2 separate regions of the Mus musculus genome follow, and region 1 is linked to region 2. The links are chromatin loops, found by intact Hi-C in ENCODE. Cell type or tissue: left cerebral cortex. All regions are shown on one strand.

Region 1 (8,000 bases), 170 kb before region 2:
CATGAAGGCACTTCCCCAACTGAAGCTCCTTTCTCTGTTATAACTCCAGCCTTTGTCAAGTTGACACACAAAACCAGCCAGTACATCTGTCATTAAGGCAAAAGCTAATACATACATGAGAGAGGATCCCCTTTTTAACACAGGAATGGGCATGAATACATATGAATCACTAGCTTTTTCACTAATGACTCATATGTGTAAATCCCACAAGGATTCTTTCCCTAGAATTCTGTAAAGCAGCTGTTGAACTAGATGACTTGAGTATGTTTTTCTTTCTTTCTTTCTTTTGTCTCTTTCGACAAAAGTTTTTTAGTAAAGATGAATCAAAAGGAGACAGTAGCTTTTGCCTAAAACCAAATTAAATATGGAAGAAAATGGAAACCTGATCTAGTTTGTGCCATTTGATTGTTGGCCAAATTATGGGAGAAATAACATTTGCAACAGAATTCTAAGAATCTACTGGGATTTCATTTGAAGGGTGTCATGCTGTCATCCTCTGAACAACAAGCCCTGAAAGAGAGTCTGAAACAAAATGACTCAGAGTGTCTCAACTGGTTAAGTGTTAACAAGAGGAATAATTCACACATTTAAGAGATACAAAACATTGCTTCAACAGCACAATTCTTTTTCAATCTTACTGAGTTTTCCTGGATTAAAAAATAATTGGAGTTAAATAGAAACAATAAAACAAAATGTAATTCTGAATTAGTTTGCACTCTTAGTTAGCATGAATTGTTAACTTGAAAAAGTATACAGAGCTATAATAGAGGCACTACCTCAGTTAGATTGGCTTATCTGCCTATCTGTGGGAAAATGATTTGATTATTAATTGATGTAGGAGGGTCTAGCCTATTTGAGCAGTACCACCCGTAGACAGATAGCCCTGGGTTGAAAATAAACCTATTTAAACATAAGCCTCTGAACGAGCCAGGAAGTGGCACTCCTCCATGTTTTGTGCTCTAAGGTTCCTGCCCTGACTTAACCTCAGAGATGGCTTGTGACCTGGAAATGTATGCCAAATATATCTTTTGCCTCTCACATTGGTTTCAATCAGAGTATCTTATGACAGAATCAGAATGAGACAGGAAGATGCATGTTGTGTCTTCTTAGTAGCTCTAGGAGAGAAAGGACTTGACTTCTCAAGAACTCTTTATAGACTGTGATAAGTGATATGTCCTACAGTACTTCGACATTCCACCAGAGTTAATTCGCCCTTCAGTGTTTCATGCCTCCTAGAATCATTTTCTTTTGGCATGATCGCCATCGAAAATAGAGACAATATCCCATTCTAGCTCATAACCTAGAGGCTGTTACTGAAAGGTAAGAGGCAGACAAAGCAGGGGTAACGTGATAAAGCAGTGACTGGAGACCTAAACAGCACAGGGCAAGGCAGTGTCAAATGCCATCATGCTACTCAAAAGCCAGAGTTCAGAGGTGGCATTGATTCAGACAATTTATACTTACTATTTGATGTAACCCAGTTGACTGAAACCACATATGTGAATCCACAGATAAGGGGGCACTACTATGTGACAAACAAAAGCAATAAATTAAGAATATAATTAAGTAAATACAGATGGACTCCTAGTGCTTAATTACTCCAAATCTCTACACAGCAGCATGATTCCTAGAATATATACCACCCACCATATCTACAGACTCTTAGAGTCCACGCCCTTTACAGATTTCATGCTGAAAGCATTCTCTTCCCTCTGACAGTAATAATACACAGAAATACCAAAGAAGGATTTTACACATGACAGGTACATATCTTTTAATTCTTAATTCTTAATCATCTTTTCACCAGTCAAAGTATAATATGCCCATACTAATAAAATATAAGTTAATATATGTCATGAATATCATTTTGAATCTATCTTTTAATAACATTTATTCTTAACCTAAATAGACAGGTACATTTAGGAGAATTATAAGAGCACATGGCTCAACTGTCTTTTAATAGTCCTTAATTAGAGTAACAATTTAAACAGAGGTCTCTACAAAAGCAATGATTAACTTCATTTCAAGATGACTGCCATATGGAATACCCTTTTCCAATTTATATAATTGCTGTGGATTGAATGTGAAATGGGTCAGGTATTTAAACATCAGTTCCCTAGCTGATAATGCTGTTTGGGAAGATTATGCAACCTTTAGAAATGAAACCTTTTGAAGGAAGTACATCGATGGGACATCTTTGAATTTATGTAATCTGCTTCTAATGTTTTGTTCTTTCTCTGCCTCTTGAGTATGAATACATATGATCACACTAATTAGTGTTGGTGTTACCATGTTTTACTTGTCATGATGGGCTCAATACCTTTAGAACTGTCCTTGAGTTGTTTTTCCTCGGATATTTTTTCATAGTAACAAAAATAGACTAATTTAGTAACTATGCATACTTAGACTAATTTATTAATATTCTTAAAGGAGAAAGATTAAGCCAGACTGTAACTTTAGAATTTTTTAATAAATATGCTATCCCTCAGACACTTTACCTTACTTTATTTATTTATTTAATTTTTGGTGTTGTGATTTTCCACATACTTTATGGATGTTTATACATGTGGGCGATGACGACATGTAATTTATGAGGATGGCTTGTATTGTCCTGGCTGGTGAGTCACTTCTGAATACCACAGCAGTTCTGATAAATCAGTCTGCAGTTGCAGCACATTTCTTTCTTTGAAAAGGAAACAGAGCCCATTTGGCACATGGAAAAACCCTCCTTAAAACCTCCCTTTCCCAAGGTTTTGGGAACATTTCTAATTTGAGCTTCACTGGAGGACTTCAATCCCATTTACATGCACACAAAATAGATATTTTTATGTTGCATCTGAAAGAGAAATTGAGAAATCCAGGGTGGAGAACACAATGAGTTACTTGGCATAAAAATTAAACTGGACACCTATGTCCCTTAGCCACCATCTTTAGCTATTGAACATCTACCATGATACGGTTTCTACCTCATAAAATCATGGTTACTTTAATTTGTTAGGTCACATTAAACATCCATGTCAGATGAAATAGCAACAGATCATTGGATTAACATTTTACTTCAGTGTACTCAAATAATGTACGATTTATTTCAAGTTCAATATACTTAGGAAAACACACACAAAGGTCATGTTATCCATATACTTTATAGTCATCATTAAGTAAATGACTTTGGCAAATGTCTATCTTTATAGAAACATCAATACTGTGGGTTTGGAAGTCATGGAGGTGACAAAGCAGTGACCAAATCTTTCTTACTCCTACTGACATGGGTCCAAAACAGAAAAGAAAACATAGTGAAATTTTTGCACCAGTGCACAAGGCAGAATTTTCCAAAGTGATAAAAATCTAGTACTGAAAGCAACATCCCCCACACAGTTACTTTTACAGCAAGTAACGGGACATTTTAAGAAATCAACCACATAAACACTAGGAGAGCTGGGAAGTTTGTTTTCAGGAAGCCACAAAGCTCAGGACCTGTGCAAAGACAGAGCACAGTGTGCTGCTATTCTGGTGACTCCACTGTTTGTCTGTCCCTCGAGTTGGTTTCCAGCTTGTCAAATTCAGTTGGCTTTTCTACTTTGTTCTCCCTACAGAGGAAATCCGATGAACTCAGCTCATATTTTCCTAGCCTGCTGGTGAGCAATGACTGCTCTCTGAGCCATGAAGCAAATGGAATCACACAAAGCCAAGAATGTTAGAGAGGAGACAAATATGGAGCCTGGTGTAGAAGAGTCCCATTTCTCCTCACTTCCTCCTAACTTCCAGAATAAAATACCCCATTGATTCCCACCACGAATTCTGTTCCATGGTACTCAAAGAACTTCAGTTCTAAGTTCACTGGGGAGAACATACAAGTATGGTCATCTGTAACTGTGCTGAGTTCAATTTTTTTCATTTCAGTCCTAGACTGTGTCTAGCAATTTACACTTACTGTTGTCATTCTCTAGGTATCTTAAATGCACAGTTTATGGCACTCACTGTCATTGCTAGATTCTCTGCTGAATTCCCTTCCAAAGCAACTTCGTTTGGCTTGGTAATTTTCACAAGGTGTGTTGCTAAGGTATGTGTGAGACACTTTAGCCTAGATAAGTGCTTCCTAGAAGGGGACAGAGAGCAATATTAAGTCATAGGAGACTTTTGACAGACTGTTTTGGAAGTTTGGGCTGTTGTTAAAAGTGAGTGCTTTTGAGTGTAGTTAGTAGAGACACAGACCAGGGATGTTGCATGGCATCCTGAAGTGCATAGAACAACTATTAAAAAGAACAAATTTATGAAATTCCTAGGCAAATAGATGGACCTGGAGGGCATCATCCTGAGTGAGGTAACACAATCACAAAAGAACTCAAATGATATGTACTCACTGATAAGTGGATATTAGCCCAGAAACTTAGTATACCTGAGATATAAGATACAATTTGCAAAACACATGAAACTGAAGAAGAACGAAGACCAAAGTGCGGACACTTTGCCCCTTCTTAGAATTGGAAACAATCACCCATGGAAGGAGTTACAGAGACAAAGTTTGGAGCTGAGACAAAAGGATGGAGCATCTAGAGACTACCATATCCAGAGATCCATCCCATAATTAGCCTCCAAACGATGACACCATTGCATACACTAGCAAGATTTTGCTGAAAGGACCGTGATATAGCTGTCTCTTGTGAGACTAGGCCGGAGCCTAGCAAACACATAAGTAGATGCTCACAGTCAGCTATTGGATGGAGCACAGGGCCTCCAATGGAGGAGCTAGAGAAAGTATCCAAGGAGCTAAAGAGATCTGCAACCCTGTAGGTGCAACAACATTATGAACTAACCAGTACCCCGGAGCTCTTGACTCTAGCTGCATATGTATCAAAAGATGGCCTAGTCGGCCATCACTGGAAAGAGAGGCCCATTGGACACGCAAACTTTATATGCCCCAGTACAGGGAAATTCTAGGGCCAAAAAAAAAAAAAATGGGAATGGGTGGGTAGGGAAGTGGTGGGGGACGGTATGGGGGACTTTTGCGATAGCATTCTAAATGTAATTGAGGAAAATACGTAATAATAAAAAATATTAAAAAAAAAAGAACAACTCCCCCAAAACAGCATCTACCTAAAGTTTCCAGTAGTGTCCAAATTGCAAAGTCATGTTATAGAGGCAGTTGTCACAACAATCCCAGAAGGAAAAAAATATGCTGGCTAATGATGTATTGATTAGTATTCAAGTCAGATGAAATTCTTAGAAACTACAGACACACCAACTCTATTCAGGCTCATTAGATGGACTGTTCAAGCAACAACACATGTCATCCCACGTTACATTCTTTGCTAGTGTATACAGATTCTGTCACACAAACCTTTAGAGAATCTAGTAGACCTGGAAATTTCCTTGTATATCTTGCAATACTCAGTATAACAAGAACCATGAAAAATTTCCCAAAATATCCTTCCCAGTATGCTTGGAGAAGCATCTCAGAAGGTTGAGCTAAATAAAAATTCTCATGCTCACTTAGACACTTGGTCATCAGGCCTGATATAACCAAAAACTACTTCAACAAAATTAGAACTGCCTACTCTACTTGCTTTTTGTAAGTGCATGGAATTCAAATAGAGGGAATGATGCATCCAGGGAAGGAGCTAACATTATCTCTTGTGTGGTGTGTGTTGGGGGGGATTATTTTCTTTATAACAGTCTATGTGCTGGCTTGGGATAAATTATAAAACTGAAACATATTCTTTCACTGATTAGATAATTGCAACTCTCAAATGAAATTTGTGTCTCCCTGTGAGTGTAATTTTCCTTTATGCCAATGACAGCATACAATGCCAGGACCACCCTCTGTGCTTACTAACTATTTTCCCAATGTGTGAATTTTCTTAACTCTTTATTGTTATACAACACATATGGAGAATGCATTAACACTCCCACATTCCTATCAATAACAATAGGATGGATATTTTTAGGTAGCTATGTGCTAGACAAAAGTAGAATATGGATGTGAAAATCTAATTTTCCTAAGTCTGTCTGACTTTCCTTACCCAGGAGGAGGAAAAATGAGTGCTTTCTTACAAGCATTTCAATCCTATGGAGACCATTCTTCATTACCAAAATTATCTTTAACTTCATTGGTATCTAAAAGCCTGGTAAATCCTTACTTTAGAATTTTCTTAAAGTTACAACAGCAAAATTATGTTCAGCACTTTTCACTATTAACTATTGAAAACAACTTAAATATCTATACATATATTTAAATTATATGATGTGGTCACTGTAATATTCTTCTATGGACAAAAAATGTACAACTGAGTCATAGAAATCCTTCCTGCTTAGATCCTGGCCAACTCTTTCCAGAGAAAGGTGCTTTCACAATTCAATTCTGATACTTCAAAGATCCCCCCTCCCCACCCCCACCCCTGCCACCTTCCTATAAGAAACTCATCAGACTCAACCTCAAGGATCAGCTCTTCAGTTCACAAAATGATTCCTGCTACTTTGCAAATTCTATAAGGTCTCTTCCTGATTTATCTGATGTTTCATTGCCTGTTTGAATGCACACTTAGCTATGAGATTCTGTAATCTCTGGGTGTAGACATTTATATATAGGGTAACTACATCTCATGCCATCTTTATTTTTCCCCATTAATAAATTAATTAATTTACTTTACATTCCTTATTTCTTTTTTTTCCTTTTTTTATTAGATATTTTCTTCATTTATATTTCAAATGCTATCCTGAAAGTCTCCTACACCCTCTCCCTCACCACCCTGATCCCAAACCCACCCATTCCTACTTCCTGGCTCTGCCATTCCCCTGTACTGGGGCATATGATCATGACAAGACCAAGGGCTTCTCCTCCTATTGATGGCTGACTGGGTCATCCTCTGCTACATATGCACCTAGAGACACAGTTCTCAAAGGTACTGGTTAGTTCATATTGTTGTTCCTCCTATATGGCTGCAAACCCTTTAGCTTCTTGGGTACTTTCTCCAGCTCCTTCATTAGGGGCCCTGTGTTCCATCCCATTGATGACTGTGAGCATCCACTTTTGTATTTTCCAGGCACTGGCATAGCCTCACAAGAGAGAGCTATATCAGGGTCCTGTCAGCAAACATCCATCCTATATACAACCACCAAACCCAGACACTATTGCATATTCTTTACATTCCTATATCTGCTTTCCCCCTCTCCTCCAGTCCCACTCTATCACCTCTGCTACCCCTACCCTTTTTCTTCAGAGATGGGGAGACCTCAACCCATTAGATCCTTCCCATGTAGGCTTCTGTTCTCTAGTTGATGGTTCAGTTTCTGGGAAAAAAAATATGGGCCCAGATTAGTTGATTTTGTAAGTTTTGTTGTGGTCTCTTTGATGTCTCTGGCTCCTTGAATCCGTTTTCACCCTCTTCCACAAGAGTCCCTGAGCTCCACTTAATGTTTGCCTGTGGGTCTCTTTGTCTGTTTCCATCAGCTGCTGGGTGAGGCCTTAAGATTATCGTTATACTTGGCTCCTGTCTACAAGTATAGCAGAATATCATGAATAGCATCCATTGTGGGCTTTCTCTGAAGACATTGTTTTTAAGTTGGGCCAGCCATTTGTTGGCCATTCCTATCATTTCTGCTCATTCTTTATCCCTTCATATCTTGTAGACAGGGAAATTTTTCAGTGGAAGATTACTATGACTGGGTTGGTATTTCCATCCCTCCATTGGAAGTCATGCCTGATTATGGGTGGCGGCTGTTTCAGATTTCATATCCCCTGTGGCTAGTAGTCAGAGCTAGGGTCACTTTCATAGATTCCTGGGAGTTTCCATGTCCTCAGTTTCTGGCTTGTCCCAGAGATCCCTGCCCCTGACCAAGTCTAGATCCCTCTCCTATTTGTCTCTCCCTCAAGTCCTCCCCAGACCTACAAACCTAAGATATCTTTTATACATCTTAACAGAATGAACCTGGAAAATATGAGGTTTTGATGTAATTTATAAGAGACAAAGTCAGTAATCGATACTGATGATGACCTAACTAAT
Region 2 (8,000 bases):
TGATGGTAAAAGACAGAGCATTCTGCAAAAATCGTGCTGAAGTTCTGATTACATGAAAAGGCGTGCTCAACTCAGATAATGAGTCATAGGCAGCAATAGAGGGTTCACATAGCTCTTCAGTGAAAAAATCACTTCAAGCCTAGGTCTGATTAACCTCTGGGGACAGATGAGATCAGAAGCCCAGTGTATCTGGCTTAAGGGTATCTCTGTCCCTCTATGATATAATGAATGTCTCTGCATTCAGGAAGGTGGTAAGGAAGCAGGTTTTCTGATAGGTGACTTGGAGATATAGGAATAGGGGCCAACTTTCAATCTTTGTAGAGGGAGACTTGCCATTGAAATGCCTAAGTTTTGACAGGAATACTGCAGCTGCTTGCACTCACGCCTTAAATTGGAGTGAGGAAAAGTCAGGGTCTGTCATTGGCTGATGATGGATTTTCATCTGCTCATAACAAACCCGAGTAGCTCCGACAGCCTGTTGAAATAAATTTAATGTTATTTTGGAAAAAGAGAAAGAAAGCAATAGTGGATTCTTTTTTTTTTTCAGCTAAATTCAATCCTGTGTGGGAGTAAGGCTAACATAATTTGAAGTGTCACAGGAACCTTTAATCTCCCACGGGACTTTTTAACTTGTCCTTTCCTTCTTCTGCCTCCCAGGCTTCCCTTTTCCCTTCATGGAGACAGGTTTGCTATACCTTGTGTTTGAGTGTCTTTTGCCTGGACATTAAGGGAGTTTCTCCATGGTTATATAACACAAGCATGTACTTAGTATGAGTATCTTTCATAATCCCCAGGGTATCTTTATCTTGCTGCATAGGTGAAAGGTCACCCAATGGAGAAGCTAGAGAAAGCACCCAAGGAGCTGAAGGGGTCTGCAACCCTATAGGTGGAACAAAATTATGAACTAACCATTACCCCCAGAGCTCTTATCTTTAGCTGCATATATAGCAGAAGATGGCCTAGTTAGCCATCACTGGGAAAAGAGGCCCCTTGGTCTTGAAAACTTTATATGCTCCAGTACAGGGGAATGCCATGGCCAAGAAGTGGGAGTGGGTGGGTAGCTAAGCAGGGCAGAGGGAGGGTATAGGGAACTTTCAGGATGGCATTTGAAATGTATATAAAGAAAATATCTAATAAAAAATTTAAAAAAATTAAAAAGTAAGCTCAAATAATCCCCAAAGGAGTTACTGGTTGGCTCTGAACTTTCTGTGTCCCTAAAGTAGTAGATAATAAGGATAGATTTGCAATCTCTCCTTTGGGGCAATATTTTATCAATAAACATGGCCTTTCTGTTTCCTGACAAGCTAATGATGATGATGACAGATGTTTGTCTTTCTTTCTTTCCCAGACAAAATATACCATCAGTTCTAGAGTTTATCCTGAATCAACTGTAGAAATAACTATTTTAGACCCCATTGAGTTATATTTATTGAGATACTAGAAATGAATATATTATGTATAAAGAAAATGATAAATACGTCATAAAATTATTATAGGAGTAATATCTCCTCCTCACAATTGTGTTACAGTTATACATTTATACATTTTAATCTTTTATGCTCTCTCCCTCCTTCTCTCTCTCTCTCTCAAACACACACACACATGTACACACACACGCACACACAAGCAAACACAAAACCACACATTAATTAATAAAATTTTGGGAAAAAACACTCTTTTATTAGATCTCCATATTCTCCACATTTTCACTGATAGTGATGATTTTCTTCCATTTTGTTTAATATATAGTTCCTTATACTGTGACTCCTATTCTAGCAGCATCTTTACTATCTGGATTAATGAGAAAGATTGTCTGGCCAATACCTCAGATTTACCCATCCAGAAATTCTTGAGTCAAGGCCAGCAAACTGTCACAATATCTCCTCAGTAATTCTGATACATGCTAGTAAGTGGGAACAGCTGGTAAGCAGTGTTTGGTAGTAGGAGAGAATTCCAAGTTTACAACATAAAACCATTGGGGGCTTTTGTAAATTTTGTAGCAATGCTGGTATGTTGCTATGGGAACAGACAATATGTACAGAATCCAGTTATTTGCCCCGTGTTTCTATTTTTTTTTTTAACTAACCCTGAAACTAATGGTTCTTCTATCTGATTTTATTTAAGGTCCTTATCATTCTTACATTTAGAATTTACCTTTATAGTCTCTCATTTGAGAGACCATTCTAATCTCTTGATATTTTCCCTTGCAAGCCTTTCTTCTTTGGTAAGTCTATGGTTTGGATATAAAATGTTCTTCCCAAGATTGATGCGGTGAAATACTTGATTCCTCCTGATGGCTATTTTTAACAAGATGGTGGAACATTTAGAAGGTGGATTTTTCACTTGAGGAAGTGGAACACTGATGATAAGCTTTCAGAAGTTATGGCTTGATTCCATTTCCTATTCTTTAATTTTCTCAACTATGTATATAACAAGTCCAGAGGCATCTCTATTCTGTTCTCCTGCTTCCTCCACCATGTTGAGTTCTATCATTTTGAACCATAAGCCAAATTACACCAACATTTGGTTCCTCAGATTGCGTATTCTTTTGTTCTTTGACTCTTGTGGCTAGGTGCTGCCAATGATAGAACAAGAAAATAATTTTACCTCTATAATCTTTTTAATTCTTCACTGAGATGGATTAGTCAGGGTGATTTAATTTTGTGCAGAACATTGGAATAACAAGGGAAAACCACGCATATGTATGAAGTTTTGGTACTTCATGTGTATTCTGTAGATACTTAGATGAGTAAAGTTATGGAAGGTTAAGTGGTTAATGTTGAAAGTCAATTTACCAGGGTCTATAAACATCTAGAAGACAAGCTTCTGGGACTCTCTGTATGTTTCTGAGTTAAGTTAACTGAGATGGGAAGATATACTCTTAAAATGGGTGTCTTGATTCCATGGACTGTGACCCTGAACTGAATTAAAGCAGAACACAAATAAACAAACAAAAAACAAAAAACAAATAAAAAGACAGACCAGGAAACAAACAACAACAACAAGATCCATTTCTTTATGCTTACTATGAATGCAATGTTACTAGCTGCCTCAAGCTCCTGCAAGCCATCTTCTCTTCTATCTTGGATGGTATCCCTACCAGTGCATGTAAACCAAAATAAGCCCTTCCTGTGTTGAGTTGCTACAGGAAGAAATGTAACTCTAGCATGAGTAACTAGTACAGGAGGTGATTTTTGGCTTCAATACAGATTTCTCCTGAAAGGAATAAGGGTGTTAGGAAGGCAATAGAGGGGAGCTGCCTAGAAAAGGCACAGAAAAGGGGGGGTGGTTAGTTTGGCTAACTTCTGTCTTTGGTGCTTCTGTCATTCTGCTTCCTCCAGTGATTTCTCAGCCTTGTTTCACAGTACAAGAAGAAAGATTTATAAAGAGAGCTCTCTTCTAAGATTGCCAAGTCCATTTAGAAAGGACAAGTTCTACTTAGATTCAGAACATTTCCTGTGTCTGTACTTTCTTAAAATAATGAGCTCAAAATAATCCTTATGGCACATAGGCATGGTCTGGGATAGTTTATTCTGGTTTCCCGCAGTCCCACTTTTTGACTGTCCTACTCTGATCTGCTACAGATCTCATCTGCTGCTACCTACTCTTCCAGACTTGGTTTTGGCCATTGATTTTCAGGAAATCATGCCTAAACATAATCATTCTGAAGTAGTCTTCTAAAACTTATAGCATACGGAGATTTCATTCTTCCTTGCAGCTTGACTTCATTGTTAAAGCAACTGGGCAGGCTTCTATGTTACTCTGAGCTTTGTGATTCCTCAGGTTATATTGATTAGAGCACAGTATGAAGTTCTGAGCAGTGTCTATTTAGTTTTATAAGGGTCTTTCTGCATAGCCCTGGCTGTCCTGTAGTGCATTAGACTGGCCTGATACTCCCAGACATCCACCCACCTATGCTTCTCAAGTGCTTAGATTAAAGGTGTGCAGAACTACACCTTGTTGTTCCGTGTCTTAAATGAGATTCTGAAGCCTTTTTCGAACAATTGATGGGAATGAAGGGAAAGATAATACTTTTGAAACTCTTAATACAGAACCAGGTAGCAAGTATTCTTTAAATGGTAAAGCTTTACAGGGAGCTGAGAGAGTTCTCTGAGTAGAGATATTTTTCTGTCAAACCCTGTGAACCTGGGTTTGATCCTCAGCACATATTCTTGTTGTCATTGATATTGTTTGTAATTGACAGCATGAGGGACAAAAGTCAATATGAACAGGAGTTTGCAGAAGTAGATTTCAGCTCTTTTGGGTAATCAATGGGAGTTCAAAACTTCACTAGAGAAAGATCAAGTAGATAGTGGGAGCAATAGAAGAACAAAAATTTACAGCTGAATTTGGAAAGGGGACTGAGCTTCTGCTGTGTGGAAAAAGGATTCCAGACTAGGAATCCATTCTGACAGAAGAGCAAAGAAAGTTACATTCAGATGGCAGGGGCTTCCGATGAAGGTGGTGTCAAAGTCTGTGGCATTATAGAAGCTCAGCTGACACAGCAGCAAGTGTTTAGAGAGGACTGATTTTACTCTCTGTGACTTCAATTTGTGCAAAATGCTAGCACAGAGTATGAAACCCTACAAAGTAAGAGTCCTGGTTATGATGGCTCCTGTATGTCACCCTAACATGGAAGGATTCAGTAGAGGATTACTATGAGTTTGGGGTCAGCACAGGTGACAGAGTGAGGGCCTGTCTCAAACAAACCAACAAGCAGTATTAACACCAACACAATCAGCACCACAACAAAACACTACGGAATCTTTCAAGAATGCTGTGACAAATTTCTTTGTTGCCAGATGGTGGGCGCTGTGTAAACAGTGTAGTGTAACCTTCTAGAATCTATGAGGGAGACTCTAGTGGGGGCTCCTAGTAATGGTGGCTGTGGAGATGGGAATTGCCAAATTTTTACCCAGGCAAGGTTTCCAGTGGTGGAACTGGTTGACATTCGATTGAGTTTTTGGTTGAGGAGGTGCCTTAAAGATCTCTAAACAACCCAGGCAGATGCTAGAACAGAAATTTGCTTTCTGAAAATTGGCAGTGGGGCCCACTTGCTAAGGTCAATATCCTTACCGCTTATTGAGTGTAAAGGGCTCTAGATGATGCCTACATGGAGCCTTCAACCCTATGTTCTAGTATTTTTGGTCTGAAAAGTATTTTTGGTTCATCAGTGTATAAAGAGAGCAATCCAGGCACCAATACAACCACAAAGCTTTGAGAGGGAGCCTATGGTTTATATTGCTTAGATATGCTGGAATCTGAGGGAGACTGGATGCCTCAGAGATCTGCGGAAAATCCAAATGCAACTGGGAAAAAATAATCAAGGAAATGTTTCCAAATGGTAGTCTTCTATACTCATAAAAAGGTACCTCCCTCCAGTAGAAGATGGAAGTGCGTGCAGCAACCCACAGACAGATGTTATGAAGAGAGAGTCTGAATCTGAGGTCTCTATCTGGTCCTTCCCCTTGTCTCCCCCTGGAGCTCCAGGAGCCCAGCAGAAGAATGTGAGAAAAACACTGTGGGCATCAGAGAAGATAAAGGACACCAAGAGAACATGGTCCACTGAATAAACGAAGCAGGGCTCACCAAACCTGCAACCCATGCAGGATAGGCTTGATTCTGTGCTAGGTCCTCGGTTATATGTTCAGTATATTACTTCTCATTTGTGGGACTCCTAACAGTGGGGGCAGGTGTGTCTCTGACTCTGTGGCCTGCTCTTGTTTCTCCTTTCCTTCTATTGAATTACCTTTTCAAGACCCATATAAGGGCTTTCATTTCGTCCTGTTTTATCTTGTTTTGTACTGTTCAGTTGTTATTTCTTGGAAGGTCTCTCTGAAGAAAAACAAAGGGGAAGTGGCTCTCAGGGAGAGTAAGTTGACAGGAAGCTTGAAGGAGTGGAGGCTGGGGAAATTGTGGCCAGGGTTTATTGTATGAAAGAAGAATTTATTTTCAAATAAACAGAGAACATATCATAAGACCCACCTTACTTAAAGGATACCAACACTGATCAAGACCCTGACCACCACAATGTAACTCACAAAAAAGTTCAAACTCTTATTACTAGTTTTTAACAATAAAGTACTTGAATGATGGCATGTACTTTACTGTTTTAGACCTGATGTTACTGCACAGTTTTAGACTACACTGGAATATAAGCATAACTTTTATATACACTGAAGAACTAAAAAATTCATGTGGGCTTACTTTATTGCAATGCCTTCTTTATTGCTGATATGAAACCAAACCTACAACATCTATAATGTGTGCTGTATTGAAAATCTGGAAGAGAGTAGGTTATTCATCCAATAGACAATAAAATAGATGTTAAACACTTTACATATCAAGACAACGTGCTTAAAATATTTTTATTAAAATTTCTCTTAAAAACACTCATAGAAAATTAGACAATTCAATATAAATTTGAGAATTGCTTTCATCTTGTCTTACTGTTCTCATTTCATCAGTAAAAATAATGTTCAAAATTATGTCGACCTTGGTTTTATTTGGCTAGGAAACAAAGTTGGACTAAAAAATCTTGTTAGAAAATATAGTTGATTATAATAGAATAATACTGTATTGTTGGAAATAGCACTTGAAATAACACTTAAAAAAACAAAAAGTGTTTTAAAAATAGCTTTTCTCTTGTATAAAGATGATAGTTCCATCATTTGTTAACTAATGTAATGATTTCAATATTCCACCTAAACTAAAAACCCACTATTTTGCTTTGTTGCTTCTTATCTCGATATTCATTATATTAAACAAATTTGAAGCATTTAATTACACCTTGTCATTAGGAGATTTCTACTCATTGCTTGAATCAAGGCATGGTTGGTAGGACTAGTTTTCAGGCAGCATTAAATCACTGTCACTCATTGGAGGGAGCAAGTTCTGCCTCCTACATTATTAAGTGATCAGAAGCAACTGATGGCCATGAAGTAGTGTAATGCTGTAGTATGGAATAGCTGTCATATAAGACAAAACCCTGCCTATGTACGTAGATATACTTTTCATATGCAACAATTGCACCCAGCTTAAAACAAAAGCTCATAATTTTTGAAACACACTTCAGATTCCACAATGTGCCTGCTCCCATGAGGCTACACTGTATCTTACCCATATTTATGTATTCAATTGTGAAGGGAGTCAAGTACATGCCACCTCAAAACTGACACACTTCTATGTTGAATAAGATGCTCAAAGAAACTTGTATCAGAACTTCAACTTTTATACCCCAAGAAATAATCTCCTAACATGGACCATATTTGTCTTCTCCTTGTTTGATATTTGATAAACCAAAGGAATTAAACTGATGTCACAGAAATAAAAATTAAGAGTTACCTATACCCAGGGACCTGCTATATACTGTATTGTTTGTTGTCATGCTTCAAGCAAACTCATTTTCCTTAAATATTGATAGTTTACCTAAAGGGCCCATTTCTCTCTCTTCCATGATTCACTAGACTTAAACATTTTTTTCTTGTTATCTTGCTTGACACTTAGCTTCTCACAATTCAAGTAATGGTTAATGCTCTCAACTTGATAGGATATAGATGACTGAAGGGACAAGCTTCTGGATATGTCTGTGAGAAGTTACCTGTGAGGAATTATCTACACTAGGTTAATGGAAGTAGAAACAACCACCGTGAGTTTAGGCAGTGTCATTTCATGGTTAGCGGTACTGAACTGAACTAAAAAGTGAGTGTAGACTGAGTATAACACGGATGAGTATTATCTACTTCATCAGTGTTGATGCTATGTGGATAGTCATGCTTCCACTCCTGCCCCATTCATTCTCTTTAGGGTTCTATTCCTTTGTCTCCAGAAAGGATTACTTTCTAAATCTAAGCAAAAATCAAGCCTTGCACACATTGGTGTGCCTTTCAATGAGAAATACACAGAGATATCATTATGGTGTAGACATATATATGAGAAATTAATCACATCACCACACAAATTAGAATCTGTATATTGGGTCACCTAATCTTTTCTCTGAT

The links. Peaks named below come from ENCODE experiments on the same cell type or tissue, not always from the same donor. Only the 100,000 strongest peaks of a DNase experiment are listed, where the experiment ranks them.
Region 1: it touches region 2 in a loop (7-fold over the local background); 2 of 42 quality-filtered maps call a loop at or near these places.

What each region holds. Positions count from the first base shown.
Region 1 is chr12:95,484,202-95,492,201 of GRCm38, reverse strand. No RefSeq gene overlaps it. Among named protein-coding and RNA genes, the nearest start is that of Gm40551, 71 kb to the left of the region's middle. In left cerebral cortex, no CTCF peak of the experiment used is centred here; DNase peaks (open chromatin) are centred at 2,711, 3,316, 3,592, 5,509 and 2 more places.
Region 2 is chr12:95,310,916-95,318,915 of GRCm38, reverse strand. No RefSeq gene overlaps it. Among named protein-coding and RNA genes, the nearest start is that of Gm26055, 64 kb to the left of the region's middle. In left cerebral cortex, no CTCF peak of the experiment used is centred here; DNase peaks (open chromatin) are centred at 203, 585, 3,328 and 3,505; H3K27ac peaks cover 2,112 bases.